Regions from separate parts of the Mus musculus genome. Here all the other regions are linked to region 1. A link is a loop called in an ENCODE intact Hi-C map of the cell type or tissue named here. Cell type or tissue: left cerebral cortex. All regions are shown on one strand. Each heading gives the region's core, and the rest is flanking DNA. Links, peaks and the distances in the headings are about the cores only.

The links. A loop is a pair of places that touch in the nucleus more often than their neighbours do. Peaks named below come from ENCODE experiments on the same cell type or tissue, not always from the same donor. Only the 100,000 strongest peaks of a DNase experiment are listed, where the experiment ranks them.
Region 2: a loop joins it to region 1, with 5 times the contacts of the local background. A loop is called at or near these places in 3 of 42 quality-filtered maps.
Region 3: a loop joins it to region 1, with 6 times the contacts of the local background. A loop is called at or near these places in 5 of 42 quality-filtered maps.

Annotation. Positions count from the first base shown.
Region 1 is chr1:41,668,307-41,678,940 of GRCm38, forward strand. No RefSeq gene overlaps it. Among named protein-coding and RNA genes, the nearest start is that of Gm29260, 69 kb to the right of the region's middle. In left cerebral cortex, for the core only: no CTCF peak of the experiment used is centred there; DNase peaks (open chromatin) are centred at 6,114 and 6,555; H3K4me3 peaks cover 362 bases.
Region 2 is chr1:41,148,516-41,159,149 of GRCm38, forward strand. No RefSeq gene overlaps it. Among named protein-coding and RNA genes, the nearest start is that of 4930448I06Rik, 27 kb to the right of the region's middle. In left cerebral cortex, for the core only: a CTCF peak has its summit at 4,212 (motif pointing right); DNase peaks (open chromatin) are centred at 4,155, 4,899, 5,338, 5,903 and 1 more place.
Region 3 is chr1:42,689,281-42,699,914 of GRCm38, forward strand. It overlaps Pou3f3 (POU domain, class 3, transcription factor 3), which reads left to right and starts at 6,488. Exons shown (of 1, transcript NM_008900.3): 1 at 6,488-10,634. The coding sequence starts at 7,866. The coding sequence ends at 9,359. Pantr1 (POU domain, class 3, transcription factor 3 adjacent noncoding transcript 1) reads right to left here and starts at 5,545. Exons shown (of 4, transcript NR_027826.2): 1 at 5,467-5,545. All of the region lies in intron 1 of Gm46091 (predicted gene, 46091), which reads left to right. In left cerebral cortex, for the core only: a CTCF peak has its summit at 2,140 (motif pointing left); DNase peaks (open chromatin) are centred at 2,116, 4,355, 4,764, 5,114 and 3 more places; H3K4me3 peaks cover 4,794 bases; H3K27ac peaks cover 4,696 bases.

The DNA of each region.
Region 1 (10,634 bases), core at 3,094-8,093:
CCTGAAGCCCCTTAGGTTATTGTATATGTTCTTGATGTGCAATATTCTTGGTTAGAAGCATGGGAATGAACTATATTTTATGCTCATGCTTGACAACTTCACATATCTTGTGTGTCTTATACCTTTTGGGTCTTTGGAAAGAGAAGAAAAATTAGGATTTTCCAAGATCAACACAATTTTATTGATCTTCATGATACTAATGGCTACTTCATTTCACTTCAAGTGTCTAGAAGATGGGAGGTCCTTGGAAAACCAGAGAAACTGAGGCATAGAAAAAAAGCCTAGCTTAATTTTAATGAAATATGCTGACTGATTTAGACTGCCATTTCACTTAGAGTAAACAGTAAAGTAAGACTTGGTGAGTCAATTAGAGTGTTGGATATCTTGAGTGTGAATCAGCATACATGTATATGCATGTACTTATACATATGTATATACATATATAAAGAGTGGAGACTTATTTTGAGAAATTGGCTCAGACAGTTGTGGGGTCTGGCAAGTACAAAGTCGCCAAAGCAGACCAAGAAGTAGACCTAAGGCAAACTTGCAGTTCAAACCCAAACACTACCCACTGGTACCATCTTTCTTGCCTGGACAACTTAGATGTTTCTCTTCAGGACTCCAAGTGATTGGATAAGGTTTGCTCACATTATAAAATACGTTTAAGATCAACTTAGGTGTTCATAACATTCAGAAACAAAACAAAACAAAACACACACACACACATCCAGAAACATCCAGAATCGATTGACCAAAATGTCTGAGTATCATGACCTAGTGAAGTTGACACCTGAATTTACCCATCACCACCATGTTTTTCTATGTCACGGTCCACAGAACACAGCACACCCTAAGACACTTTCCAGGTGACTAATGAGGCTGTTCTTAGGTAATGCCAATATTCCACAGACAACATCTAAGATGCTTACAGTGATCGAGATCGCCTGAGTAAGGATAAGTCCTCAGTACCAAGAAGATGAGGTGATGGGTGGTCACTTAGCAGCAAAGAAGGCTGAGTTCTGAAAGTAAGCAAGAGCTCTATTGCTTGGAACTGACCAGAGACTGTGCCTCAAGACCCTAGAGTTTATTTGCCAATGTCAGGGTTGTGGCAGACTATAACTCCAAGGGTGGAGATTTATCTCCAACTTGTGAGATAGACATGGAAAGGCATAAGACATACTCTGGAAGGTTGATGGATTATCAGAAGTAAAAAGCAGATTTCACACAAAGAAAAGACTAATGAAAATTCATTCCTCTGAGGCTCTGAAGTGTGTTGGGATATTTGAGCTGATCAATCATATACTTCTGGTTTCTAAAATTAAATAAGAGGAGAGAGAGAGTGGGGGTGGTAAAGGAGGAGGAGGAAGAGGGGGAAGAAACAGAGAAAGTAAAGGGAAACAGGAAAAAAGTAAACAGAAATAGCAAGAGAAAAGAGATACTCTACCAGTGTCCTCTAATCACACAATAAAGCACAAACAATGGGTGTCCTTTTGAGGTTTGCATGCCTGTATACAGTGCCTCCCGATCATTTTTACCCATCTCCTCTTATGTCAGCTTCCCTCTCCTGTTGGCCTGCTTCCTCTTCTCAGCTAGCCCCCAACTCCTTCCATGTCCTTTAAAACAAATAGAGTCTACCTAAGAAAGAAAATACCATATTTGTCTTCCTTTATAGAAAATATAGACAAGACGTTCATCCTGGATGACAAAGCAAATGAAGACAGTAGCTACCTTGCATACTTTCACAGAAGCAAGCTGTACATTTGGCTGTGGAGTTTCCCCTGTCTTCAGTTCTACACAGACATTTACACTAATTTTAGGTAGGAAAAAAAGAGCCTTTCCTTGGACAGTTGATTTTACCAAATCCACCCCTTACTCTCTCTCCCTACTTCTCAAATACAGGTCCACTATCTTCTTACATTTCATATCATGTATTTTGAGATGAGCATCCTACTGTCGATGAAGAAGTGCATGTTTCTACAACTGAGAATGGCGTGTGGTGATCATTTCTGCGGAACTTCCAAGATGGTCTTTGTCTGTTTGCTCATTCTGGGAGTTTCAACTTTTTTCAAAGCAGAAAGAGAAGCTGGGGGCAGAGCATTTAAGGCCAACAGCGGCAAGCTGTGTGGTTTGGCATCCCAACTGCACAGTCCTGAAATCTCTGCAGTGAAGTAATGGTTAAAGCTTTTAGTGAGGAAGCCCTGGCTGAGCTCTGCCTTTCTACTCTGTCTCCCACAGCACAGGAGTTGCTTGGTTCAAAGTGAGGCATCAGATATGGGTCCACCTAAAAGGCTAATCCATCACCTCCAGCTGATGTTGCTAAGCAGGGTAGATGGGAAGTGTGCGGGATTCCACCAGCCCAGGCACTTTGTGCTCTGCACGGCATACATGCCTCTCCAGGCCTCTCTACGACCTTTCTGTCAAATGCTTCTGTAAAGGATAAAGCTCCATATCAAGGGCATGATTCGGAGTGCAGACACTTGAACAGTAACTGTTAGCAGATAGGCACAGGGTGTGCTCATCAGCATGGGTGCAAACTCCTCCCTGGCAGTCAGAATGCTTACTCCCATCTTGCTTTTCTGAGTGAGAAAGGAAGGTGAGATGGGTCATCCCCCAAGAGGAGCAGGGCTTTGCCTGTCTCTCTCTCTCTCTCTTTTTTTTGATGAAAATTCTTTTGTTAAGCAAATATGCACGCATGACGAAAAAAAAAAGACAACCGCGGGACGTTTCTAGGCTCCCCGTGTAATGGAGAACGTTACAGTGATGTATTATTAATGAATTATAAGATCTAAACTTCTCCAGACCTGTCAGTCTTTATGAAAATAATATCCTTGGCAAATGCCTGTAATTGTAGCCTGTGGAAGTTGAAGGAGAAGGAGGAGGAAGAGGGGGAGGGGGAGGAGGAGGAGGAAGAAGAGGAGGAGGAAGAAGAGGAGGAGGAGGAGGAGGAGGAGGAGGAGGAGGAGGAGGAGGAGGAGGAGAAGGAGGACAGAGGACTGATAAATTCCAGGCCAGCTTAAAATACCCAGTGGGACCCTGTCACCAAACAAACACAGAAAGGAGGATAGGAACGAATGTTAGTGTCAGAAGATAGAAATCAGCTCAGCAATAGAACTAGTTTGCCATATACAAGGCCCCTGTTTCCACCCCTAAGACACAGAGACCACCACCTAATTAAAGAAAAGTAATGTTGGAGAGTAGAAGTGAGCACTGGAAGGAAGGCCCCTTCTCCAGTGTGCAGATGCAGGTGTGGCTCAGTCTCACACATTTTCCGTTTATAATTTAAAGTCTCCTGTGCCTCCCAAATGGGTGCAGACTGGTTTGCTTGTCCCTCCAGACTCAGTATGGTAACAGAGCTGCTGAGAGGAGGCCTCTGCAGATGTTCACAGTGGCCACAGCTGCCCACATTAATTAGTGACTCAGGTGATCTCTGCAGATGGGATACACTGTGCCTGACTCCTATAGCAGTAGGGGCCAATTAATTTCAAGCGCATCACAGATTCCTGTCCCCTTCACTGAACTGAAATCAAGTGAGCATCTCTGTCACAGAGCATGAAGTAGCTTTGTATCTGGACCTCAAACCAGAGATGTTTTTATTCTTCTAATGGGACCCCTTAGAAAAAGCTCTCTCAAGTTCTGAAGTCACCCTTCATGCTGAAGACCTTGGTCCCTGCTCATGAGAGAGATCACAATGCTGCTACATTATATAAAAATACCGGACCATTTAACTCTCCTTTCTATCTTGCCCCAACTCATTTCCTTGCATTTTCCTTCAGCAGGGAACAGGCTAACCCCAGAAAAGTGCTGTAAAGAGAGAACGTTCTGTAGTGCAGACCTGTACACACAGTGTCGTGCTTCAGATCCAAGAAGATCACAGGATTACGTAAACCCACTTTGAACGATTCATGAGACTACAAGGCACCATGTTTCAGAAGCAATGGCCTCCCGAAGAAACATTCAAAGACTGCATCAGCTTCAAGCAGGATTCTTTCTCAACGGTATTTCTAAAGTATCATTATTGCCAGTAGTGATGAAAACATCCTTTTAATGATGCTGTTTTTCCTGAAGAGATGAAAAAAATGACTTTCATCAGACAGGGAACCAGTGACGGATCAAAGTCATTTGCTCCTCTGACATCCAGGCACCTGGATTACAAGCAGGTTTGAAAATACCTGGTACGTGTGGTATTAGGGATGAGACCCAGGGCCTTATGTATGGCACACAAGCCTTCTATTCACTGAGCTATGCCCACAGCTTTAAAATCTAATATTTAAATGGTTGAGAATTATATATATATTTTAAGTATGGGATATCTCTTATGCAAGGACACATTTCTCTCCTCACTGAAGTAACCACAGTGGATCAGGGTTGCTTTATGAGGTTTTCAGATCACAGACACTTTTTCCACAAGAAGCAAACAATTATGTTTCATATGCATTGTTACCAAGCATATTAGATATATAATTTTGAATTTTGCTTCAACATAATACTTGACACTTTCTTCTGATATAAAACATTTTTATATACTATAAAGGGGGAAAAGGTGGTTTTCAATTGATTGTAACTCTAAGATGTATCCAACCAAGGTTTCTGCTTTTGAATCCAGAGGCAAAAAGGAAAAGAAAAGAAAGGAATTAAAGTTTTGTTCTTTAATGGTCTTTTGCAATGTTGGATCCAGATGAGGGTTACAAGCAGCAGGGAGTTCTACAGTATTGCTTTTGCAGACAGGAGTTTGTAACTTAGTTAAAATGCCCAAGGGATATGGGCAGGATCCTTGATTATCAGGTTCAAAGTTTATATGCTAATAAAGTCAAACATCATGTGTTCTATGCCATACAAATTCTGGAGGTATTCAATAGTAATTTTTCTGAGAATATGATTAAAACCACAATTTACTGACAAATGCATCAATGATGCTGCTTTTCTAAAAGCCTGATTCCTAAAGCAACATCATCAAGGACAATATGCCCATCATTCAAAAGAATTCTACAGCATACAGAAAATTTCAAGATTCATTTGAGTCACTCAGGAATTATTTAAAACTCAAGGAGAAATGCATATCACAAACAATTGCTTCAATGCCCTGCCATAATTCTCCTTCACAATGCAGGAACTACAGCCACCTCTGCCATGGAGAAAGCCCAAGTAACGCATACACACACCACACCCCACAAACACACATGCACACCCACACACCACACCATACAAACATACAAACACACACAGACGCTACACAATGCTTATATATGTAATCTATTTATCTGTGTTTATATATACATTATATACATGCATATATATATATATATATATATATATATATATATATATATAAACATATGTTGTATAAAATTTGTATACTTGTATGTAACATAATAGAAGCCATGCTAATATCAAAACTATACTATAGACTGTATACTCCCATAAACATACAATTTATATCAGACACTGGTACAATGTGTAATATACTTAGTTTCCACATTTTACATTTCAATGGAAAAAGTAACTTTTTAAATGTTGATTATTTTATATTATAGTACTATTTTGTTTCTTTTGGTTGCTGTTTTCATGTTACTTTACAAATAATGAAGATCTAAAATGTTAATTGTAATTTTTTTGTAAATCATATTTCCTGATTTGAAATGGAGGGGGATGCATTTAGCAGTAAAAAGAATACCACTCTGAACAAAACCCGCGTTTTACACAGTGAATTTGTTGGGCTGGGAACATATGTAATAGAAATGCATTATCATTTATTACTCAATTAAATGATTCTTTAATTAATTTTCATTTGTTTCTTCTGCTATTTAAGAAAAGCAAATTTCGAAAGCTTAAAAAACGATCAACTTCCCATCTCTTCTCTTCCTTGGAATAAAAGGTTTTGTTTTTTATTGTTTTGGTTTTGGTTTTTGTTTTCCCTCTTACAAGACATCAGAGCGGAGTGTGTCAGGGGAGAGAGTGGCTGGCTCAGCTGAGGAAGGATGGGAGCAGGCAGATTTTTGGCAGAACTGAATGTGTTAATCTGCAGTGAAATTAGCGATTTAAAAAAGTATTTCTCAGCTGCACATCTGAAAAAAAATTATGGGTCTAATTTTCCTTTGGAAATTTAAAATGTTACAAACTCGTAAAGATATAATTATCTGAGTTTTTCCACCCCACACTCGCCATGCACACAAAAAGGAGTGGGAATTATGTATGGATGTAAATGGGGTGACTACTGCAAAGAATTTAGAAACATTTCAATAAACATACTTGCAAATATTTTCGGTATTTTAAAAAAGTAGGACACATATGTTAAAGCTGAGTGAAGAGGGTCTAAAAGGGAATCTCCAAGCGTGCAGTTTGCTTCTATATTTGTGTGAACCATTTGGTTAAGTATTTTGCAAAATATCTACACTTTATTTTCCAGTCCTTCTGGGATTTTCAAAATACTGTATATCCTACAATAGACTTTTCAACATATGTGTAAGCTGTGGTGTGAAAATAATCGTGGAAATAATTCTAGATCTATATAATCCCACAACCTACTTGCCTTGAATTGGCTGCGTGTGTTTTTCATGTAAGTATGCACAGAAAATATTCAAGTGTTTCACACAAAACTCATTTAGATCCCAAAGCATCTCTGGGGTTGGCACGGCGTTGCCAACCCTGAAGAAATTAGACAACATTTAATAACATCAAGCAGGAGAGCTTCCGCTTTGTCAGATTCTTCTAAAAGTTTCGTTTGAATATAGAGATGTTTAGTTCAAGTGCTCATTCTTTCATATATTTGTAAGTAGGAAATGTTAAACACATTTAAGTTTCTTAAAAATTAATTACTTAATGCTTTTCCAGGAAAAACTTAGATTCCTAAGTAGTAAGTCTTTTTGTTTCCATAACTCTCATAGGAAAGAGTTTTCTGTGGTTCCGGGGTCCCTCCACACCTCTCTCCTCAGAAGTTGTTAGAAGGAGGTTTAAAATAGCCAAGGCTTTTCTTTAACCTTTTCTTTCCTAATTCTCCTCCTCCAGCTTTTCTTTACCCATTTAAGATGTTATAAAAATTAGCGAAGAAAATGCTAGCACTCAGCAGAACTATACACATTCGGGTGCTAAATAAATACTTTTGATGGTGATGAATGCTGGCAAGCCTCCATGGAAGAAAGACCTTACACAAAAGATGTTATAATTATTATGTTTAAATGATTATGCTATAATTATTATGTTAAAAATCTCCCATGCTTTCAGAGCAGCTCAGCAGTGGCAGGGCTGTGACATCCCCATTAAGCCTTATCTATTGCTAAGGCACTTGCCACCTTCACAGGCAAGCCATTCGAAGACAGTGGTGTGGCCAAGCTAGAGCAATCCTGAGTAACGGGAGGGGGACACCGTGGTGGCAGGCTGTGCTTTCTCTCCTTTCCCTTTTTGAGAGGCGTCCTGACACCAAAGAATTACATCTTCAAATTTTGCTACAGGGAGATCTTGGTTCTTTTGCTTCACAGACTGCTGGAGCGATGACAGGGAGTTCGCAGGGATTTACCCACCTCTTTGGTGTAACAAACACATATTTCTCTATAGGGGAGATGAAAAAGCTGGACAAATGTTAAGTATTTTATCAGAAGATGGAATCTTCCTAAAAATGATCTTTTGATTCTAAACCAGCTCTTGGGTTTCCACGGGTTCAGAGATGCACACAGTATGTCAGAGATGCACACAGTATGCTCACGTTTACAGGTTTTCTGGGGACTTTTATTCTAGGTTAAGATAACAGCACCTCAGATCACCAGGGCTTGTCAACCCTGAGAGAATCAGAAAAGATAAAATTTCCTACTCAACAGCTCTTAACTTTGTCAGGTTTCTCTAATAGCTCAGATAAGATGTAGAGATGTTTAATTCAAGCATTAATTTTACATGTGCTAATAGGAAATGTTTCAAAACTTAATTATTTAATGGCCAGGAATAATGCTGTGCACCTCTCTCAGGAGGGTGAAAGTGGAGAGTTAGAAAAAATGATCTAAAGCTTGCCTTGCATATAAAGTAAGACTATATCACAAAAATACTAAGCAAATATCAAAAAGCATTGACACATAGATGGGGTACCTTTGGCAGTGTGTATGTGTCCCACCAGTACTCTAAGTCTTCTGGATTTCTGCATTTGCTGATTGAGGCAGGTTTGAGATTCAGGAGGAACATGCAAACTTGGAAGTGAGCTGCTGGCTGTTCGCTGATACCCAGCATTCCCAAAATATGTGTTGAGGAGAAAACATATTCACTGAGGGTACATCTAGTGGCTTGCCATACATGAAATAACTAATCACTTTCTATTTCATTAATGCCAATAAAGTTTAATAAAGTACACCAGGCAAGACTTTCGAGCCACGAGTATCTGCTACTTGTGTTTCTGATCAATCGCATGGATGAAGCACTGTAGGGTTCACACTTGTGCATTAGACACTGATTCAAATCCAACTCGGACAGAAGTCTTGTCAGAATCACAGAGAACGCTCATCCTCGGGACAAGCAGAGGAGATTACGCAACACTCATTGTTACTACATACTAAGGGTCAGGTTTGCAAAATGCTTTCCTACAGACACAGGAGGAAGACAAGAGAGTAGGAGGTGGTGAGGGAGCCTCCCATAACCTGCTGAGGGACCTTAACTCAGATCTCGTTCTGTATGGGGAAAAGGCACAAGAGCAAAAAAGACAAGTTCACAATCGGAGTTACAGGCCTGGGGATTAATTGAAACCCTTGAGTGGTGCATGGTATGTGACTGCCTATTTAGAGCCAACGGATAGGTTTCCGTGAAGTTAAGGAAGCGAAAAATCCCATACGAAGCTAGTGAGATGTTAAATTCTAATTAGAAGTGTTAATTAAAAAAAAAATTCCAATTTCATCAGCGAGAGTGCTTTTGTTGTTGTGATTCTCTTTGCTACAGTGAATTCTAAGTATCCCGACTCACTTTCTTCTGATGTTACTCGACGAGTCTACAGGGTAGAGGGAAGCTGGCTCCAGCCATGGCTGCCCGGTACTCCAGACTGCTGCTCTTCCCATTGCCACCGCAGGCAGAAGCAGGTGGGCAGTTTCACGGAAGATTTGTGCTTCCAGCATGGGAATTCATGGTAGCTCCAAGTGTGGAAAGGGTCTGGAACAAAAGGCTTCCTTGAAGCTCTTCACACTATCCTAGGCTGCTTCTTTCGGCTTCTCAGACCTGGACAAAGTACGCAATGAAGTTTCAGAGTCTGCAGTAGGTCCTTTTGAGTTGTGAATTAAATTAAACATAACATGACAAGATCTCTAACCAAGACACATTGAACCACTAATTCATAATGCAGACTAAGCCCTCTGAATGAGAATACAGATGTTAGCTTAACTGAAGCTATCATAAAATAAACATTACTTTAAATCCAAAATCAGTAGATTTCCAAAGAACATATGTGTATATTAATATTTTATTTCCTACTAGAGTAAAAAATGTACATATTACTTCATGAAGTTTTAAGCATTTTATTATATGTTTGATAATTAGATAGTCCTAAAATTTACAATTAATATAGAATGAATGGCTAAACATAAAAACGTTTCTCAAATAAAAACTTTAGGGTAAGAGACCTTATGTATCAAAATGTAGAGTATGAACTTTATAACAAAATTATATTAATTTTCTGAATTATTTAAATTCAGAATACTTTGTATTTAAGTATTGACTTTAATTCATATAGCATTATATAAGTGTTCTCTCACTCTATAAAGTAATGGATTTCATAACTTTTTGCCAAGTGCATCACGTACTTTGTATTAACTAGATCCAGTCTTGTACCCAGGTCTCCATAGCAACCAGGTAATCCCTTTCTATTTCCTCATAGTCTCCTTTCCCTCTTCCTTTCTTTCTTTTTTTTTTTTTTCCATTTTTTATTAGGTATTTAACTCATTTACATTTCCAATGCTATACCAAAAGTCCCCCATATCCACCCACCCCCACTCCCCTGCCCACCCACTCCCCCTTTTTGGCCCTGGTATTCCCCTGTACTGGGGCATATAAAGTTTGCAAGTCCAATGGGCCTCTCTTTCCAGTGATGGCCGACTAGGCCATCTTTTGATATATATGCAGCTAGAGTCAAGAGCTCCGGGGTACTGGTTAGCTCATAATGTTGTTCCACCTATAGGGTTGCAGATCCCTTTAGCTCCTTGGCTACTTTCTCTAGCTCCTCCATTGGGAGCCCTATGATCCATCCATTAGCTGACTGTGAGCATCCACTTCTGTGTTTGCTGGGCCCCGGCATAGTCTCACAAGAGACAGCTACATCTGCGTCCTTTCAATAAAATCTTGCTAGTGTATGCAATGGTGTCAGCGTTTGGATGCTGATTATGGGGTGGATCCCTGGCTATGGCAGTCTCTACATGGTCCATCCTTTCATCTCAGCTCCAAACTCCGTCTCTGTAACTCCTTCCATGGGTGTTTTGTTCCCAAATCTAAGGAGGGGCATAGTGTCCACACTTCAGTCTTCATTCTCCTTGAGTTTCATGTGTTTAGCAAATTATATCTTATATCTTGGGTATCCTAGGTTTGGGGCTAATATCCACTTATCAGTGAATACATATTGTGTGAGTTTCTTTGTGAATGTGTTACCTCACTCAGGATGATGCCCTCCAGGTCCATCCATT
Region 2 (10,634 bases), core at 2,022-7,021, 520 kb before region 1:
TCAATGGGAGACATACATTTACTTTTCCTCTATTGTCTACAAAAATCTCCATTTGCTCCCTTTCTTTGTAGCTCCAGTCTGGGTTTTTTTCCTGTCATGTGGAAACACTGTTGCACGTCTGGATAGTTCTTTTTAAATTCTATCAATGAATTTTTAAAATGATATCAGCAACCTTCTTAATTTGTTTCTAGTTCAAATAGCTTTCTTGCAGTTATAAACTCTCTTGACTAAACAGGAAAAACATTCTAAAATATAATAAAGAGAAAGAAGTATCAATAGTGTCTTAGTGAGGGTTTTACTGGTGTGAACAGACACCATGACCAGGGCAACTCTTCCAAGGACAACATTTAATTGGGGCTGGCTTACAGGTTCAGAGGTTCAGTCCATTACCATCAAGGCAGGAACATGGCAGCATCCAGGCAGGCATGGTGCAGGGGGATCTGAGAGTTCTACATCTTCATCTGAAGGCTGCTAGCAGAATACTGGCTTGTAGGCATCTAGGACTAGAGTATTAAAGCCCATACCCACAGTGACACACCTACTCCAACAAGGCTACACCTCCAAATTGTGACATTCCTTGGCCAAGCATATACAAACCATGAAAAGTAGATTCCACCATCAACTCAGGCCTTGCTCCCAGGTTGGGCATCCTTGTTTTCAAGACCAGGGCCTGAAAGGCCTAACAGTTCATTTCTGCATCAGGACTCTCCAGGTAGAATATTGTGGTGATGGCCAAGTTTTGAGCAGTGTAACAGAATGAGGGTTGAAATTGGATTTCATTTATATCACAGTTAATTCATCAGATGTAGGGACCAGAGAGCGACAAATCAGAGTCTGCTAGCAGACTCAAATGTAATGTCTATCAAGGACTCCTGTAGTTTATAACAGTTGCCACATGTAGTGTGGAGAATGCACATTTAGAAATCATGACCAGACTTGAAGCAGATTTTGTTCCTGTGTCTTTGAGGAAGTTCTCATTTAACATGAAAGAAGCAGCCTGGGCTCCTCCTGAGGAGAGGGTAGAGCATTTAAACTTGCTGAACCCTCTTGGAGTGCTCCGTTCCATCAGCAGTGGAGCTGTGAATAGGAAGCGTTTCTTAGCTCCTTAGGTTATGGAGTGGAAGGTTCTCCCTGACAGAAGGAACCAGCAGCCTCTTGACGAGGGGTGGGAGTGGGGACAGCCTCTCCCTAGTGCACGGCTAAGGAAGGAATTCTCTTGTTTCTCCACCATTAATTCCCTATGGAGAACTGAGCAAGTCCATGGTTACCAACATGAGCTTTCTACCCTGACAGCACCCACCCAGGGACCACTGGAAGCCACCATAATCATGAGAGTGTGCTTGCCAGGCACCAAGGGGTCTGTGCTTAATAGTGACACCTTGTGACAATGGGGAGCTAGTGTAATGGTTATCCCAGGGGCTACTACAGTTCGCTGGATCAGAGAGGCTGCACCATGGAAATTACTAGCTCTGGAGACGTAGGCATTATCAGCAAGCCACATGTCCTTACCTTCCTAACAGCAGCCTTGGAAAATGTCCTGGATTGACTGCAGAACTTTCCCATAACCCCATTGAATAGTCATCAGGCATGGTAGGTGTGCAGAACTTTCCCATATCCCCATTGAATAGTCATCAGGCATGGTAGGTGGTGATGCGGAGATTCTAGAAGTCACCTTATGCTGCTACGTTTACATATAGACTGACATTTGCAACCAGCACTTATGCACTTAACAGTTTCAGAACACAGATTCATAACTGAATTAACTTACGGAGTCATTTACAATTAGGCTGACAGAATCAAGCGGTGGTTCCCCACCTATGTGGTGTGACCCCTCTAAGGTCAAACAGCCCTTTCACAGGCGTCAAATATCAGATATCCTGAATATCAGATATTTACATCATGATTCATAACAGTTGCAAAATTACAGTTATGAAGTATCGATGGTTATGGTTGGCGGTCACCACAACATGAGGAACTGTACTGAAGGGTTGCAGCATTGGGAAGGGTGAGAACCACTGGATTAAAAGAATATAAGCTGCCCCTCAAGCCCCATGTGGTGTTTTGGAGTGTGTGTGAGTGTGTGTGTGGGGGTGTGTGTGTGTTTGTGTGTGTGCTTGTGTGTGTATAAGTGCTCATGTATGCTCTATTTAATGATAGAGTAATAAAAGCAGTCTCATCTCTCCATCTCCATGTAGGAATGAGCTTGGGTTGACTCTCTCCATGCAATGGCATATGAATTTGGCCAAGATGGCAAATCATGGTTCTTTTTAACTTCAAAGAGACTACCTCTACCAAACATAAGGAGGCCTTCACCATAGTTCAGGAGAGGCTGCAGTTTGACAATCTGTTTTGCAGTGCACCCATGGGAGAACTCACAGAAGCCCTGTATCACACACCAGAGAAACAGAAGCAAAAATACTTTTAAAAAATGCCTAAACCACTCTTCCTTATTGTGAATTTTTTGTTATTTGGTTGTTTTAGTGTTGGAATTTGGGGGGGGGGAGTTGTTTGGTTGTTTGGTTTTGTTTTATAATTGCTCTATGTTTTTGTACTTTCATTCTGTAATGAAGTTCTGGGGAACATGGTGTTGGGAAGCTTGGCGTTGTGGAACTTAGTGTCGAGGAGCCCTTGGATTTGATTAGTTTGTGTTCAGTTCACTTTTTCCTCACCCTAAAATTTGGGGAAAGTTAAAGATATTTAGGAATGAGCTTGGGTTGACTGTGTCCATGGAATGGCATATGAATTTGGCAAAGATGACAAATCATGGTTCTTTAACATCAAAGGCATAATATTGAGAATCTATTAATAGTCAAAACAAGTTGGATTTCTTCTGTCCTTGATCACGGCAGTATTTTGGAAGCAATTGGAGAACTAAAAGGAAAGGACAGTGTGTGACTGGTCTCTGATAGTGCCAATACAGATGACTATGGTTGATGACTTTAAATGTCTGACTTAATGAATTCTGTCCCTTGTGCTATAAATACAGAAAACAACTTAAAAATGCCACAAATCTCTCTCCATTGGACTCTTTCTGTTCACTTCTTTACATATGGGATTTTGCTGCAATTTAAGGGATCTCATGGCAGAATACTAGGTCTGAGAAAAGATAGGCTGGAGAGAAAGCAAACTGACAATTAATACATTTATTTCTTTTTGCCTTCTTTATAAGTTAATGGGTGTTAATTAATAGGTACTAAAATTAATCATGGTAGGGTAGGATTATTCAACATTTTTGGGTCCAATACAGTGGTAACAGCTTCAATCAGAGAGTAACATGCCCTCCTACAAGTAGCGCTTAATTACAGGGATTAGCAAGCAGCAACTCTCTTAGTTCCCTTTAATTTTTTTCTGAGACATATTACAGCTGATTCCTGGTTCTTACACCTTCACATAGCATAGGTGGTACTAGGGATGAAGCTGCCGATGGGAAACATCCAAGGAGAACTGGCTGAAATAGCATGTCCAAGGAGCAAATTAAATGAAAAGCAAAACCAAACAATTTCCTTTTAACTGTGCCCAGATCCAAATGTCTTTTCAGTATTAAAGAAGCAAAATAGTCTTAATCATTTACTTATTGTTAAGATCATATAAATACAAGATTTCTTAGCATGGGCTTTGGTGCAGCATCGAGTTCTAATGGGGAAGTGACATGCTAGGAGCTACGCCTCTCTGCTAGGTGACAAGGAGCTTTGGTGCCTTTTCTCTGGCGTGACATGGGATTAGGGCAAACATGAAGTGAAGTGGGTGCCTTCATTAACCGGGAAGGTGAGGGGGGCGCATCATGAGTATTTTTTCTGGTTGACCAAAAATGTCTAGCTTAGTTCATTATAGTGAAATTCATTTGGCCTCTCTAGCAATTGAATCTTATGCCAAGTACGGAGCTGGCAAAAATTATATGCAGAGGAGGGTGGTTGAATCCCCAAAGATGATCCTGAGCTACTCAAAAGAGTTTCTGGTCAAAGTCTTTGAGCACAGTGCAAGATAGAAAAATGGAGTGGGAGGAATTTTTGGGGCTACTTTGCAATCTAATAATGTCAGCTTTTAGGGCGGAGGAGTAGAAAAATGGAGGTGGTGTAACTAGAATAAGAATATTCTAGGATTAAAATGTTATCTTTAAATATTGTGCTCCCACAGCACAGCAACCCAGGGCTTTCATGCTGGCTGCCAAGAAAGACTAAATCTTTTTCACTGTAGAAGTAATTAAATGTTCTCAGGCACCACTAGGTGGAGATGTAGGTTTACTCACTACTCTCTTGGCTAAGATGGCCCAGGGATGTCTGGAAAATCCTTAACAAAAAATTTACAGTGCTGGAGATTGATCAATTATGAACCCTGATAACCTCACATTCATGCTAATCTTTTAGGAGGAGGGACATACAGAGTTTTCTTTTAAAAGTCATCACATAACCACATCAAATGGACCTCAATGAGAACCATAAGTGGTTTTATGTGAATAATTTCTACGTCAAAACTTTAGATTGTTAAGGCTGAGAGAATCAGTATATCCTGGTTATGAACTGTCTACTGCCAATACACATATTGTCCTTTATTCTCACACCAGCTGGTGGTTCCTAGCGAGAGAGAGAGAGAGAGAGAGAGAGAGAGAGAGAGAGAGAAGAGAAGAGAAGAGAAGAGAAGAGAAGAGAAGAGAAGAGAAGAGAAGAGACGAGCAGAGAAAAGAGGAGGGAGAAGGAAGAGTTTCCAAGCACAGAGTTTTCTTTTCAGCTTTATTAGTGACAATGTGCCAGCCACTGGCAAGAGCTGGAAAGTGCGTGTTCGAATGTGAGGGGTTGTTTCTAACTGAGGTACTTTCTGAGAATCTCATTACATCACATCTCAATGTGTGAAGTGTGATTCACGGCACAGTTTGCTAAAGGCTAGTTAGCTCTTGTCTCAACAGTCTTAGGTGTCTAATATCCCATTAATCAAACCTTAGTGAAATGAAGCATTTCAGTTTGTTTTGGCTAAGCCTCCCTTCTCTACTTAGTTGACCCCTTTTCTTTTATGTAAACTTTTCTATGCCCATTGGTGGATGGCATGAGCTACCCGATGCCTTCCAGAACAGACAATGAGTACCAACCGTTTTCTGGGAAGGCAGGGAGCCATTTATTATTCTTCCTTTCACACTTGTCTCCCAGATGAAAATGCCCTTGAAGTTCATTTAATCATTCATCCACATTTTCTCGCTCCCCCATTCTCTTCGCTTCTTTCAGAGGAAGAATACCTCGCAGATTTCATCTAAGTCGCCCATGTAACCCTACTCCACAGAGGGGCTATTCCACCTGCCCGGATCCCATTTAAAGACTTGATTTTCTCATGGAGGAAAGCAACTCTCCACTCACGGCTGGGAAAGTTCCAAGAACAATGCTATCACTGCCTCGCTACAGTCATGGAAGTCCAACGCCCCCTCTGTGAGATACAGCAAAGTCAAATAAATAAATAAATAAATAAATAAATAAATAAATAAATAAATAAATAAAATAAAGTTTTGCAGTAAGCCATCATTATACCAAAAGTTAATCAGGGTGTCAGGATGGCTGAATCATCTAAGTTGCCAAAAGATATTTTTAAAAAAATCAGGAAGGTATCTTATGCTTGAATATCAAAATGTTTACAATTTAATGGCCATATAAATTAATTAGTTAGGACAAACAGTTAACATTTTTAGGGGCCACTCATTGCCAGTGGGAACACGGGAGTTTATGTGTAAGACACAATTTCCAGCCTAACACTGATCTTTGGCTGCTAGAAGTTAATGTTAAGGAAATTTGAATTCCTTTTTCAATCTGCATCGGCACTAAGGACTGGATTATTCAAGTGCAGAGAACACCACGGAAAGAGGAAGTTGCATTTTTCAGGCTCAGCCATGTGCTCTTTAAAATGCTTGCTTCATGGCAGTCTAAGCTTGCACTGACAGTGTCTGGTCTGCCTGAAACACCCCAATAGAACTGTAGAAAGCACAGAGTTCGGCAGCCTCTGCTAGACCTTTGGGAATCTTCTGGTCTGCACTGGTCTGACTCAAAACAGCAGCATTAATGCTGCAGGACTACTGTCTGCATGACTCTTCTATTCAGCAAATGGAATATTCCAGGAAACACTAAAGTTATAGAAATATACAATCCTTCAGGCGTAGGGAAAAAAAAATTAAACGTACCTTTGTAAGATGTGGCTTTCTCTAAACTACTTGGCTTGTTTTCCCTGCCTGTAAGCAGTAAGTGCTAAAAAGACCAAGGGGTTTTTGTGTTACTATTATCCCTAGTTTAGTTATACACTAGAAGCTCAGTGAGAAAAAGTCACAGGACTTGCCCAGGAACACACAGTAATGAGTGAAGAGATCAGGTTGCACAGCCTGGCAATCCCCTGCCAACACACACTTCATAATCATATTTCATTCATGTGCCACAGGACAACATTTCCTTGAATGAGAGACAAGCTCATACCCCAAAGATCCCATTAAGGTTATCTCACAGATTAATTGTAGTTTGTAAGTGTATGATGCTCAAAGACAAAGAGGGGCCATTGGCACATTCCCAAGAATACACCCCGTTTGTTAAGGGACCCATGTCCAAAGAGATTTGCTTCCAATATAGCATAACTTTATTTATTTATTTATTTATTTATTTATTTATTTATTTAAGAAAAGATTTTTCTTAGCTAATTTGGACATGGAAATTACCCTTTAAAATACCTGATGGTAGTGCCACCTTTTCCCAAGAGATAAACGGAATTTTCTCAGTTTATCTTTTCACATAATAGGATTTTTTTAAAAAATTAAAAATAGCATTTTAACATATCATTAGTCTTCCCTAAAGTAAACATACGATGTATACTTTAAATCTGTTTTTAGTACAGTCAGTACATGTACATAAGGATGCTATTGGGAAAGTTTTTTTTGTTTTTTGTTTTTTTAAAATTCAGTCTGTATTATTCCTTTGTAGAAGTACAAAGGATTTTAAAAATCAAAATATCTTTAGAATAACACTATATATTGGCTAATAAATAGTTTCAAGCAATATTCATATAAATATCATACACAATCACTTGTGTGCATGGGATTATGTCTGAAGAAACTCCTGCAATCAGCATAAACTTTTCCCAAGGGAAATAGGTATCTTTGAACCAGGCATAATCTAAACATAAAAGTATTGTTTTACTCAAACTGAATATTAGAGAAATTCATATAGATGAAAAACTTCAAATCAGGACTTAGTAAGAACCAGAAAGTACAATCTCTGCCAGCCCCCATCCCTTTCTTAGCGAGACCCCAGCTCTTTGATCCCGTGGAAGTTTAAAATCTTCATAATCAGTTACAGTTTGTGTAGAAAGGTCGAGGGCTTGCCTCAGCACATACTAAATCTTAAGACTTGGCTTAAGAAAATTCACAGTAGAAGAATAAAAAGATTCTCTTGGTGGGTGAGATAGGAAGGGAAACACGTTACACGGAGCCTTAGACTAAGCAATTATTGGGGCTCAACTTGCTCTTGCTTGTCATGCAGAGGAGGCGATTGCTATGAGACTTGTGGGCACAGATGAGCAAGGGAACAGAGGTTAGGTTCCCCTTCAATTCTTCTTTCCCACACCAGGCGGAGGAGACCCCCAGTCTGCCACCTGTGTTTCTGACAAACCTGTGTGACCTTCTAACCACCATACCCCCCATTTCATCCTTAGTAACTTTGAAGTTGGGACTCAAAAATGTTTCCACTTTCACTTTTAGACTCCCTGGTCTTGCCCAAAGGAGTGTGTGCTTCCTGGATGTTTTCTTTCAAATGTCTGGGAACGTAGGGCAAACCAAATAGAAGAGAAAAACAAACACTGAAGAGAACAGAAAAGGAAATGGGCTACCTTGAGAGACTCCTCCCCCCACTGACAGAACAAACGTGGCATCAAAACAGGACGTCATTTGTCATGCACGACTCCATTTGCTAGATGTGAATCCCATGGAAGGACATTTATCTAAATTATCCTGATAAAGTGCCATTACTCTGGGTAGAGAGAAAAATGGTCGGAAAGGCCAGTCAGCAAACGAGAATCTTGCTTTGGTTTAATTGAGGCAAAACCTAAGGGTGCATGGAGTAGCTAGTGCTTTGCACACTCATATGTATGTGTGTAAACTCAGTTCTAATACCCCAAAGTTATCCCAGTAGCTAGTCAGTCAGCTCTTAACAACACAACCCAAACAGTAGTGATTCAGGACTTTAATATAAACGGAGGCCTTCACTGCTTCAGTAATAGAAAGCCGGTTACCAGATTGTAAACAAATATAAGTAACGTCTGCTAGTCTGTGCTGACAACAGATAAGAAGATAAATGCAGATCTTCTCTTAATTAGCCTTTCTTAATTAAAAACAGCAGCAGCACTCTGATCAAAATGAACTCTGGTGGGAGTGTGGTCACTCGGTCTTCTGGGTATCACTTGAGGAAAATTAGATTTTTTTTTTTTGCTCTTTTCTAGGATAAATTGTGCACTAAAGAAGGAATAAATGCTGTCTGTGATCAGCGTCCCCTCGGTTTTTATCTGCCTGAGATGGATGTGTCTCTTGCCGTTTGCAGAATGGCGTGGGGGCAGACTTAGCCATCATTAGCACCCCGGGATGGATCCAACTCACTAATTACTTATGCTGTCCTGGTTCACTGAGATTTAAGTACCAAGTCAATCCCATTATCTGCAGTCTCCCAAGCTTGCCAGAGTCATCCGTCTTTCATGGAAAAGAAGCACCCGGGTTATCAATTGGACCCTGCAAGACTTGGGATTTTCCTACTTCGGAGAAGGCAAGATTAGTGGGACTCAAGTCCAGGCCCTGCTAAGCCGCACTTTGGATGCGATAAAAGTAAATAAAGTGACAATTATCCATAACTATGTGAGGAAACTGGGAGGGGTGAGACAGAGAGCGAGGGGAAACGGAAGGAAGGAAGGAAGGAAGGAAGGAAGGAAGGAAGGAAGGCAGGAAGGCAGGAAGGCAGGAAGGCAGGAAGGCAGGAAGGCAGGAAGGCAGGAAGGAAGGAAGGAAGGAAGGAAGGAAGGGAAAAGAGCACAGGAAAAGCCGGTCTTTTGCTGTCCTGCGGCCTGATGTTTCAAGCAGTTCTCTGCATCACCTCTGAGCCACACACGATAATTCATGTTACAAACACATGGTAATACACTCAGAAATCAGGAATTAAAGTATTCTGAAGGGCTGTGTCCTCTACCCCCTCTCCCCCCCCCCCCCCCCCCGCCTCCCTGGGAGAGGAGAGATGGAATTGGAGAAGCGGCCCTGGGAGCCTTGTGAGTGGGCGACATGCTCAGTCTGCAGGCGGGCTGTGAGGCCAGGCCTCCTCAGCTGCTGGGGTCCGGTGATTGGCACCTGCTCTGCTGAGGGGAAGGGCCTGGCAGCTATTGGCAGCGCTGTCACGTTCATTTGCACACTTTACGGAGCAGCAGTGTGGCTACTAATACAAAAAAGGATCTTCTGAGCAGCGTGACATCTCTCGGAATGGAATATTTGTCTTTACAAATGATTGCTCTGCTGCCAGCACTTGACACGGTGCTCGCAAACACGTGTAATTGTTGGAAGTGTAATGATGACTATTTGCATATTTAATGTTCAAACAGTTTTGAAGAAGCAACCTAGACCAAACCTTCTAGGGGGAGATTTGAATATGTTCAGCATCAACTCGAGGAGTCCCAGGAAGTAGGAGGCTGATGCGGGGGGGGGGGGGCAATGGCAGGGATAATTGGCTTAAAGTTCAACCACACCATCCTGTCTGGGTGCTTTTATTCCGGGACACAATAGCTCTCTCCAGGCTCATGGGGGTGGAAGTTCAGCAACACCAGAGATGTGCTTTCTCTTGGCTCCGTTTCAAACGTAAACTGCAAGACACTCTGTGTCAGCCTGGTTTTACATTAACCAACTGTGAATCCAAGGATGAGCGCCAGGAAACAGGCATGCAAGCTTTGCTGCTCTGAGCAAGTATATGCGGAATTTGTTACACACCGTGTAGCCACTGGGAGGGGGAGATGTCCTCTGGGCTCTGATACCCAAGACATCATCACTCCAGGGGTGCCGTCTAGTTGAAAAATCTAAAAATGGTGTCGCCTTTAGGTTTATAGGGAAAGTCTTTATTGTCTTAGGAGGCCCATTCAGTATTAAGAATCTTCAGGCTTTTATTCTGTGGGCCCTTGTTCAATCATTTCTCTGTCTGTGTCATTTGTCTCCTTCTCTCTCCCTTAGAAACAGAGAACCTTTGATAGTCTAAAATAAATACGAAGCACCCATTTTTCCTAATCCTCGAGCTCCTTAGCGTATTGTTTTCTGCAGCTGCAGCCTCTGAACTGGCTATAGCACCTGCTCTCCCTTCCTTCAATTTAAACTCACATGGGGCTATAGGTGTGAAGTACAAGGCTTTGTCATTCTGCCGGGTACATGTGACTATAGGAATTTGCTTGTAAGGCCACAGTTCTTCCTAAGGACCCCTCTCTGGAAGTATTCAGAACTCAGGTAATTTTGGATACAAAACGATAGCCCACCATGCAGTTTCTTAATGTGATACAGACACTGGCCCTCAGAACTCAGAACCCTGTCGTCCTGCCAACCGGTCTGATAGGGTCTGATAGGCTGTCGCAGCAGGCAGAGCCGTGCTTACCTGAACAACTTGAGA
Region 3 (10,634 bases), core at 1,936-6,935, 1.0 Mb after region 1:
CCTCTTTTCTAACCAAAAGCCAGTGTTGCAGATCCCTCCCCATTTGTATAAGCCATACATTTGGGTAAGCCAAACATCTATTTTAATGTGTAAAGGCTAAGAGAAGCTGCTTTTGTGTTGTACTTTGTTGGACTGCCTTGTCATTGTCAAATGGAAGCAAATGAGGAGGTACCCACTTCATGTTAGGCACCTCTGGCTCAGGTAATTTTCTACGTTCTCTCATTTGGCAAAAGCAACTGCAGTATTCTCAACAAGTCTGTAGCTTTTGCCCACAACTTTGGATCTTCATTGATCCTTGATTATCCCCTAAGTCATTGCAGAATTCTAACATGGCCCCTGTAAACCAGCAGGTCACCTCAAATTAACTTGTTGCTTTGCCCCAAATTCTTATTCTTCTGTTTCTTTTGCTGAAAGTGGACCACGGGGGTTCCCACCACTTCCTTGTTCTTCTGAGTATATTTTTCAGAGAGAGAGAGAGAGAGAGAGAGAGAGAGAGAGAGAGAGAGAGAGAGAGAACAGACAGCTGCTTAGACAACCACAGCTCCAAGAAACTATAACACAGGAGAACATGCTGTATGAAGAACACGGAGACCTTCACCAATGTTTTGCGATATGGATGAATAAAAAAAACAAAGTGTCCCCTCCCTACTAATACGTTCTGAATGCTCTGAACAGCCCTGAGCATGCAGAGCAAGCTAAGCTTGGGGTTTGTCCCACTCTGTGGACTTCTCCTGGAAATCTTTTGTCTGCAATGCAGAGCTGAGGAGGAAGGCAGTGGTTTGGTTCGCATGAAACCTTCCTCAATTCTCCACTTGAGTTTATTAGCACAAACCTAACACTGCATCTTCTGACGCCAAATGTGTAAGGTCCAGTGTGAAATCATATGGTATACGTGTATTTGAGCAAGTGTCTCTTGCTTACAGGATTCCTATAATCTTTCAAACCTAGATGAATTCACATCCCACTTCAATCCAACCCCGACCTGCTAAAATTAGTTTCACAGAAAAACTTAAGGCTGAAGCCTGGTTGGCTTGGAGCAGTGTTGAAAAGAAGCCAGTGGCAACAACCCCCACCCCTAGAGGAGCAGCAGAGCTATCAGAAAGGTCAGGCTTTGTGACTCCTTTATTCACAGGTGCCTTCAGCTGCACTGTGGAAGCCAGCTTCACACCCTAGTCACTCCAGCCTTGGCTTTCTTAGTAACTCTCTAAATCTTCTTGGGAAAATTGTGTAAGACAAACTGACTAAATCCTCAAAACCAAGGGGATTTGCTCTTCACTGTTTTAGGTAGCCTCCTAGTTTGCTACAAAACTTTTTCGTTCTTTGTCAGGGTTTTCATTGGCAGCACACATACACAAAAGGAAAAAAAATCTTAGGGGCAGAAACTTTATGTTCCACTAAAATTCCTCTTTATCTGTCCTTAAAAAGGTTCAAGTCCACGGTTACCTCTATCCTCTGTCTAGCTTGTATTTTCTTTTCTCTACAGAGCCCTTCAAGGGTAACTATTAAACCCTTTGAAAACAGTAAGAATGAAAGTAGCTACTAGGTATCAAATGGACTGAAAGATCCCAGGCACCTGCTATATGCTCAAGACCCTAAATTATACCCAGTTGTGAGATTATGCCCTGCTGAAAGGACCATCATTTTTACATATACCATATACTACCTCAGAATTCATTTTGCTTTCTAGTTCAATTCCAAAAAAACAATCACCATCATCAGCCTGAAAGATAGTTTCTTAAGTAACCTATATTGTAACCATAACGGTTCTCTCTCTCTCTCTCTCTCTCTCTCTCTCTCTCTCTCTCTCTCTCTCTCTCTCTCTCTCTCTCTCTCTCTCTCTCCCAGCCCATTTTATTTTATAAACAGCCCTAACCACGCTTTCCAGAGAGAAATGGGGAAATAGTTTCAATATCCTCTGGCTTCCTGGGTCTTTTACAGACATGGCTAGTGTGGGAGAGACCACTGTCCTGGTATTTTAAAACTCTGTGTTGCCCAATCATTTCCTTTCTTCCCTTGAACATGCACAGGAAAGGTAAGGGTGTTTGTTCTTCTGGCAAATTTGGAAAGACTGATTTGCTTTTGAACTGGCTACATTTTCCTCAGCTACTGCTAAGTCGAGTCAGTGCGCCCCCTGCCGACTAGTCAATAGTGTACTGCTAAGCAAAGTTTATTTTGTTCAGTAAACCGTGTCATATAAAATTAACAACAACCAATAAAATTAGCTTATATGTTTCAACTGTAAAAGTCCAAAACAAAATAAAGCTAGTTTTAGTAGTCCTAGAAATCTCTAGTTTGGCTTCTCCTCTTTGGCTGAATCAAGGTCCTTTTATCTAAAGCCCAGTGCACAAACATATAGCTTAATGTGACTAGTGTTCTTCCTTTTATTTCTTTCTCTATGGCAACCAATATGCTCTGCTCAGAAATGTTCCCCATCAAGGAAACAAATGATCTTCAGGGAGCAGCTCTATATGGCATCTGGTCCAATGGAGCACACGGAGTTAACCCCAGTCAGAGGCAAGGCTGTAAACAAGGGGAGGGAACCTGGCGATGCTGAGCCCCTCCTCAACTGACACCTCTTCCTCCCTCATTACAAACCACTGCATTGATTTAGCATCAACTGTTTCCAAATAAATTACCAATTCAAAATTGCAAGGTGTTCTGTATACAAAAGTGCACTATAATTTCAGACATTTGATACTCCCCTCCCAATGTGGCTTTCTTCAAAAGAACAAATCCAAGAAGCATTTAAAAAATCATCCCCAGACCATTTCACTAAAGTAACATAATCACACTGGCCTGGACTTAGCATCGCTATTTCTTTCGGCCATATTTATTTAAGTAAGTATATCCTTGAATTTTATAAAACCGGGAGATAGTGATAAGGAGGGATAGATCTGACTGTCAAAAATAGAAAACATGGAAAATCTGGTTCTCTATACTGAAGCTCCATTGTCCTTGGGGAGTGGAGACCCAGGATATCCTGGTTAGTTTTGATTGATCACCTTCTTTCTGATGGGTTTTCACTACTGAGCCAGCACACACCGCCTGCTCCCCACTTGCAGCTTTAACTAGGGGGACATTGACTTCCTGCCTCTTCTCCCTCACTTCTTCCTCATCTCTAGCCCTCTGCCCTCTGGTTGCCAGCCCCCTCCCCTCTTCACTGGATCCTACAGCTCCCTGTCCTAATCTGGGCAGACTCACAATTCAGACACCCCCACCAAGACAGGCCAGGCATCTCCCTCTTCAGCCCTGATTCTCTGGGGAAAATTCCAAATAAGAAATATTTATGTTTAGTAAACAACTCATTTCTAGGGTTTACCCCTCTCATGATCAACAACTAAAATTAATAGCTCTCTCTCTCTCTCTCTCTCTCTCTCTCTCTCTCTCTCTCTCTCTCTCTCTCAGAAGGGTAAAGCTCTTGCTGTGAGGGCCATTGGAATCAGTCCACCTTTTTATGTATTATTTTAGCAACGTCAGACCTGTCTTACTAACTCCCTTCCACACACTTTCCCTTCCCCGCTCCTCCCAAGCAATGAAAATAAAGCTTCCAAACCTTCAAGAACACAAATAAACAATACACCAGAAAGGAAGGAAAAAGAGGAAGCAGAGCAAGAAAAACCAAACAAACAAAACAACAACAACAACAAAAAAAACACTTACCCAGCAAATTCCCAAGGTTAGACTTTTAAATAAAAGGTGGTGGTTGGTTTTTGGTTTTTGGTTTTTGTTTTTTGTTTTTGTTTTTTGTTTAAAAAAAAAAAAGTAAGGTTCCTGGAGGGGCAGAAGAGAAGGCATATTCTCTACTCTCCAGAGCCGAGTTATCCTTAGCCTTCTCTTTACACTGACTCCTCTAAGCCCGGTTCTCTCTCGTCTATTATTTTCACCAAAATATATGAAAATGTATGCAAATGAAAATCAGCACTAACTGTTCTCCCCTTGTTATATACTTTGGATTTTTTTTTCCAGACAAAACAATCACACTCCGCAGAGGGAGGGGGAGGATTGGGTGGGGTGGGAGGGGGGAAGCTGGGGAGCGATTTGAGAACTAAGTACGTGGGGGGTGGGGGGAGAGAAGGGGACAGACCTGGGAACAGAAGTGCGTTTCTGTTATTGAGGAGCACAGCGTTTGGGGGGCTTCCCGAACGTGCACACCCTCCTTGCAAAGAAAGAAAGTGGATCTGTTTGCTGAGGCGCTATCCCGTTTCATCAGGCCACCTGAGACGGCTTTTGAAAGCGTGTACTGTGAAACTCATAGCAGTAATTTAGACAAAATCCTCACTGTATATTAATGAAAGGCGGCCCCATGGCTCTGTTCCTATCCTCCCCATTCAGTGTAAACAAAACCACGAGACTCTTTCGGTTTTTGAGCCGGATCCAAGCAAAATCGGCAGGAAAGGAAAACACGGGGTGCTGGCACCGACTATTCAAACGTCTGCACCTGGAGATCTCAGATTTATTCAATGAAATCTGTGTTCCATCTTTTATATATACATATACGCATATATAAATATAAAAAGGAACCTTTTGGAATGGAGGGGGGAATCCGTTCTGTTTTGGGGCTTTGGTTACTGCTGCCTTTTAGATCTGTTTCTACGATGGTATCTTTTCACCCCGGCAAGCAGGAGCTGGACCCGATCCTACATAAATGCCCCGCGTCTACGGTTAATCTCGAGATCACGCAGAGGCTGCGAGGCTGCTGCTGAGCTGGAGAGCTCCCTCTGTAACTGAGTTCACAGAAGTGAGCCCTCTAGAGAAATTATGCATCGGGGAGAAGGCAGGCCAGTTCTTTATATTCGGAGCACACCGACCGCCGGGTTACGTTCTCGGCTGCTGCTTGGACTAGAAACTGCAGATTGCGGTCCGGTGCCCTGCAGCTGAGGGTGCGGGGTGCAAGCACACGCACACTCATTAAGAGTCGTGTATTTATTGAATGTCCGAATTGGGTTAGTTCATTGGAAATCCCCAAGGAGGATTTAATTTGTCCTTGTTTTCGTTGCCACTTTCTCTTTTTTCTTGGTTCGCTGAGGTTCCTCTGTGCGGCGTTTCCGCTTGGCCGCGTCGTCCCCCCCCCCCCCAACACACACACACCACACCACCCCCTCTTCTCCCGCCTACCGGGCGCACTCCTCCTCCCGGGCCCCTTAACTCTTTCAGCTGGGTTGCGGCTGAGAAAGCACTTGTCGACAGCGGTCACAGCCACCTCGCAAAACCTGAGACCCAAAGAAAGAGGAAAATAAAGCGTCCCCATGCCCAAGAATAGCAAGCGAGTGAAAACCCCACCAATGAACACACTCACACGCGCGCACACACGCACGCACACACACACACACACACACACACACACACACGAGTCAGCGGTAAAGGGGACCGGGGTGGGGGGCGGGTGAGCAGCTAGCAGCCCTAGGCCCTCTAGGCGAGCTGAGGCAGACACTGCATTCTAAAGGCATTGGGATCGAATACACTTACGATGAATCTAGGGGGACGGTCGGGCTGATTGCCTTTCAAATACCTCGCGTGGCTTCGTTGACCGGCACCCTCCAAACTCACAAGGGCACGCACGATACTTGCAAGAATCCCAGAGGAGGGTGGGTGGGAGGGAGGAAAGGAGGGAGGGGGGGTTGGAGAGCGAGCAGCCGCAGCAAGCGGTCGGACTCGCACGCGCGGGCCCCGCGCTGGTACAGGGCTGCAGGTTTCCCAGATGATGGCATCCGAGAACTTAAACAAAGAGGGTCGCCGCCGGCGCGCCGCGGCTGCACAAAGTTGCAGTGGCGGATTTCCAAGAAGCTTGGCCACAGGAGCTCTGCGCGAGGCAAGCCTTCCTTTCCCACCTCCTGCAGGACAGAGATGGGGGCCCGCGCGTGAAGGGAAGAGGAAACTTTGAAACCAGTGGGGACACATCTGTCTATAGGTATTAGCTTGAACGTACATCCGCGGCGCGCGCTTTACAAATCTCTCGCGTGGGGTGGGGGTGCGACACAACGCAGTCTAGGTAGAATGGGTAGACTGCTATTTTTCAAGATTTTTTTCCCCTCTTCATTTTCCTCCTGGTCCCCCTTCTACCCGCCCCCTCCTTTTCTCTTCCATTTCTCTCCCAACCCCCCCAGACCAATCGCGAACACAGGGAGCCGCCAAGGGAACGCAGACGTTTGGGCTGGACACTAAGAGTTAAGATGTGGCGGAGGGGTGGAGCGAGGGGGGGGGACGACGAAGGGGGCGGAGGGGGAGGGGCGTGGAGGGGAAAGTGGCGCGGAGGAGGGAGGATGGGGCGGGGGGGGGGGGACAACAGATTTCCAGCTTCTACGACGCTCTGCCTAAATTAAAAAGCAACCAATCGGAACGGCCGGAAGGGGGGCCAGGCGTCCTAAGCCAGTCATTCCAGGCTTGCCAATCACCCAGCGGGTAGCCAATCAGCAGGGGCCCTGGTGCTCGACTTCCTTGTATTTGGGAAAGTGTGGTGGTGGGTGCGCGCTTGCGGCGGAGGGTAAACATTCGACAGTCCCTGCTCTGAGAGGGAGGGACGGAGAGCGAACTGTCAGATCCTAGCGGGAGCGGGCGCTCGAGAGAAGGAGAGAGGGAGAGAGAGAGTGAGAGAGAGAGGGAAAGTGAGACAGAGAGAAAGAGAGAGAATCCGGGCGCAGAGCTAGCTCCGGCTGCAACTCTGCCCCGGCACGCCTGCTCCCGCGCCCGCCGTCGGGTACTCTAGGAGCGGTACAACGTGCCCACAGGAGTTGGTTGTGTATCAAGGATTCCCTGTATGCACACACACATCTCCACCTCCACCAATGCACTCTTCTTCCTCCTCCTTCTCCAGACAACTGCCGGGGAAAAAATAAAACATCAACCCCAACCTTCAGCAACAAGGTAACAGAACAATTCGACATTTTTTTTTCCTGTTCAATTTTTGCCTTGTTATATTTGTTTCCTAATTTCTACCCAAAAGGAAAGATGTCGCACCAGACTGTGAGTGTCGCGAGGAACATGAAAAGGGACTCTTGTTTCAGAGACGTCCAAGAGCTCCGGCAATAACAACTTCAGAGAAATGCACCATCGCAAGAAGTTTTCCTAGGACAAAACAAAACTTGAAAGAAGCGAACCAGGGGGGCAGAACAGGAGCCAGCCGCCCCACTCCGCAGACGCGAGCCGCCAGCATCACCACGCCTGTAAGGACCGGAAAAGTTTTACTATAGTAAGGGGAAACAGTAAGATGTGTTGCTGAAGATCAGGGAAGACAGCGGACCAACTAGGAGCGGCCAGATTGCTGGCCACCCACAATTTGGCCAAGGAAGAAAGGAACCGCTTCGTCCTTTGTTGTCTCCCGTGAAACCTTCGCTTAGCAGGTGGACAGAGCCCTGTGCCGGGCCAGAGTCCGCACTCGTCCGAGGACAGGAGGAGCCGCGGAGCCCTTGCTCCCCGAGAGAGCGCCCGAAGTACGGGTCCCCGCCCCAGTGGGCGAGCCTCGCTGGAGCCAGCCGATCGCTCCCGGCCAGGGGGGAGACCACGACCCCCCCTGAAGGGGCTGGCCACGGAGCTCGCCCGGAGAAGCGATCCCCCCTCCCCAGGGCGCTGCTCCTGCTGCAGCGGCGGCTGCTGCTGACCGAGGCTAGCCGGCGACCCCCGCGCCCTGCCAAGCGGCCTTGCAGCTGCAGCCCCGGGCCGCGGCGGCGGCGGCGGGGGCGGAGGCGGCGGAGGAGGAGGCGGCGGAGAAGGCGGCGGGGCCGGCGGGGACCCGGGGCGGGGGAGGAGGAGCGGGGGGGGAGGAGGCGGGAGGCGGGGGGGGCGCGGCGGCGGCGGCGGCGGCTGCGGCCGCGGCTGCTGCTGCGGCGGCGGCGGTGGTGGCGGCGGTGGGGTGGCGGGAGCGGAGCGGCATGGCCACGGCGGCTTCTAACCCCTACCTGCCGGGGAACAGCCTGCTCACGGCCGGCTCCATTGTGCACTCGGACGCGGCCGGGGCGGGCGGCGGCGGAGGGGGCGGCGGCGGCGGCGGCGGCGGGGCGGGGGGCGGCGGCGGCGGCATGCAGCCGGGAAGCGCCGCCGTGACCTCGGGCGCCTACCGGGGGGACCCGTCCTCGGTCAAGATGGTCCAGAGCGACTTCATGCAGGGGGCCATGGCCGCCAGCAACGGCGGCCATATGCTGAGCCACGCGCACCAGTGGGTCACCGCCCTGCCCCACGCTGCCGCCGCTGCCGCCGCTGCTGCCGCCGCTGCCGTGGAAGCCAGCTCACCGTGGTCGGGCAGTGCGGTGGGCATGGCCGGCAGCCCCCAGCAGCCGCCACAGCCGCCGCCGCCGCCGCCTCAGGGCCCCGACGTGAAGGGAGGCGCTGGACGCGAAGACCTGCACGCCGGTACCGCGCTGCATCACCGCGGACCGCCGCACCTCGGGCCCCCGCCGCCGCCCCCTCACCAAGGACACCCTGGGGGCTGGGGGGCCGCAGCCGCCGCCGCCGCTGCCGCCGCAGCCGCCGCCGCTGCCGCTCACCTCCCGTCCATGGCGGGTGGCCAGCAGCCGCCGCCGCAGAGTCTGCTGTACTCGCAGCCCGGAGGCTTCACGGTGAACGGCATGCTGAGCGCGCCCCCGGGGCCCGGCGGTGGCGGCGGTGGAGCGGGCGGTGGAGCCCAGAGCCTGGTTCACCCCGGGCTAGTGCGCGGGGACACGCCCGAGTTGGCGGAGCATCATCACCACCATCACCACCACGCGCACCCGCACCCGCCGCACCCGCACCACGCGCAGGGACCCCCGCATCACGGCGGCGGCGGCGCGGGGCCAGGGCTCAACAGCCACGACCCTCACTCGGACGAGGACACGCCGACGTCTGACGACCTGGAGCAGTTCGCTAAGCAGTTCAAACAGCGGCGCATCAAGCTGGGTTTCACCCAGGCGGACGTGGGGCTGGCTCTGGGTACGCTCTATGGCAACGTGTTCTCGCAGACCACTATCTGCCGCTTCGAGGCCCTGCAGCTCAGTTTCAAGAACATGTGCAAGCTCAAGCCGCTACTGAACAAGTGGCTGGAGGAGGCTGACTCGAGCACTGGCAGTCCCACCAGCATTGACAAGATCGCAGCGCAGGGCCGCAAGCGCAAGAAGCGGACCTCCATCGAGGTTAGCGTCAAAGGCGCGCTGGAGAGCCACTTCCTCAAGTGCCCTAAACCCTCGGCGCAGGAAATCACCAACTTGGCCGACAGCCTACAGCTGGAAAAGGAGGTCGTGCGGGTCTGGTTCTGCAACCGACGCCAAAAGGAAAAACGCATGACGCCCCCTGGCATCCAGCAGCAGACGCCGGACGATGTCTACTCGCAGGTGGGTACCGTGAGCGCTGACACACCGCCACCGCACCACGGGCTTCAGACCAGCGTGCAGTGAATGCCGGGGCGCAGCGCGAAGAGGGCCGCCGCCGCCGCCGCCACCTCCGCAGCCGCTGTCAGCACCGCCATGGTCGCCGTCGCCGCCGTCTCCGAGCCGCCGCCGCCGAGAACCACCGCTGCTGCTGCTGCCGCCGCCGCCGCCGTCACCGTCGCCGCCGCCGCCGCTGCCGCCGCGCAGACCCAGCACCTGGCCAGTGCCAGGGCATCTAGGCCTCCTCCCCTCCGCCCAAAGACAGGCGTGCCACGGCCCCAGGAGGGGGGAGGACAGCTGGAGACCGATGAGACTCTTTCTGAAGTCCAAGAAAGGAGGGACCAAAAAAATTTTTAAGCATAATAAATACCAAGACTGTTTTATATGCATATATAACAAACAAAACCGGAAGAGGAAAAGGGGCAACAGGGACATCTCGTTTATACTGTGGTGGTGTTCTGCTTCTGTTTTGAAAGAAGGGTGAAGATGCCTAACGCACCTAAACTGCACACTTGAGGTACTGTCCACACCGAGATGTCCTGCATGGCGTCGTCGGTGGAGAACACCTGCCTCGGAGATAAGAGAGAGACACCCCCCCCCTCTTTCTTCCACTTCTTCCAAAAGGGCTGCCTAAAAGATCCATGGAAACTTTCTTTATGGGGAGCGACCTGAAAAGAAAGACGCACCAGGTTTCCTGCAGGTCTGACTCTGCTCTTGGACAGTGTTTTTCTTGGCCATATTCAAGTCTTTGGGGAACAAATAAATCAACTAAGAAATGGGAAGAAGGGAGAAACAGAGTCTGGGGGGGAAGATTCGCCGCTTCTGAAGTTCACAGACTGAACAAGAAAGCCAAAAGAAAGCATCCTCCGCAGTAAACTTGGAAATAAAAGCATCGCGAAAGAGCCAAGGCTGGGTGAGGCTGAAGGGTAGGTACGTCCAGCCGCAATCCACTAGCGGAGAGGGCACAAAAGCGGGGCCCGGGCCCAGCCTCTGAGACCGCCCACAAGGGCCAGGCCTCCACCACCAAACCCGGGCTTTGCTGACTGCCGCTCGGGGTGGACCATGCCTAAAGATTCCGCCGCTAATATTTTTTTTATTAACATTTTTTATTTTTTATTTCTGGACTGACTCCGATAAAAGGGTGTGGAAAGACAGCACCAACCGCGCACTTCCCTTGACTTCTGCCCTCAATGCGTTGCCAACTTTGATTGAATGGGTGCTGCGGATGTGATTATGTAATACTGCCATTTCCAAGCAGTGTTTTTGGTAGGTTTTAATAAACAGACTTTTCAAATGACGGCA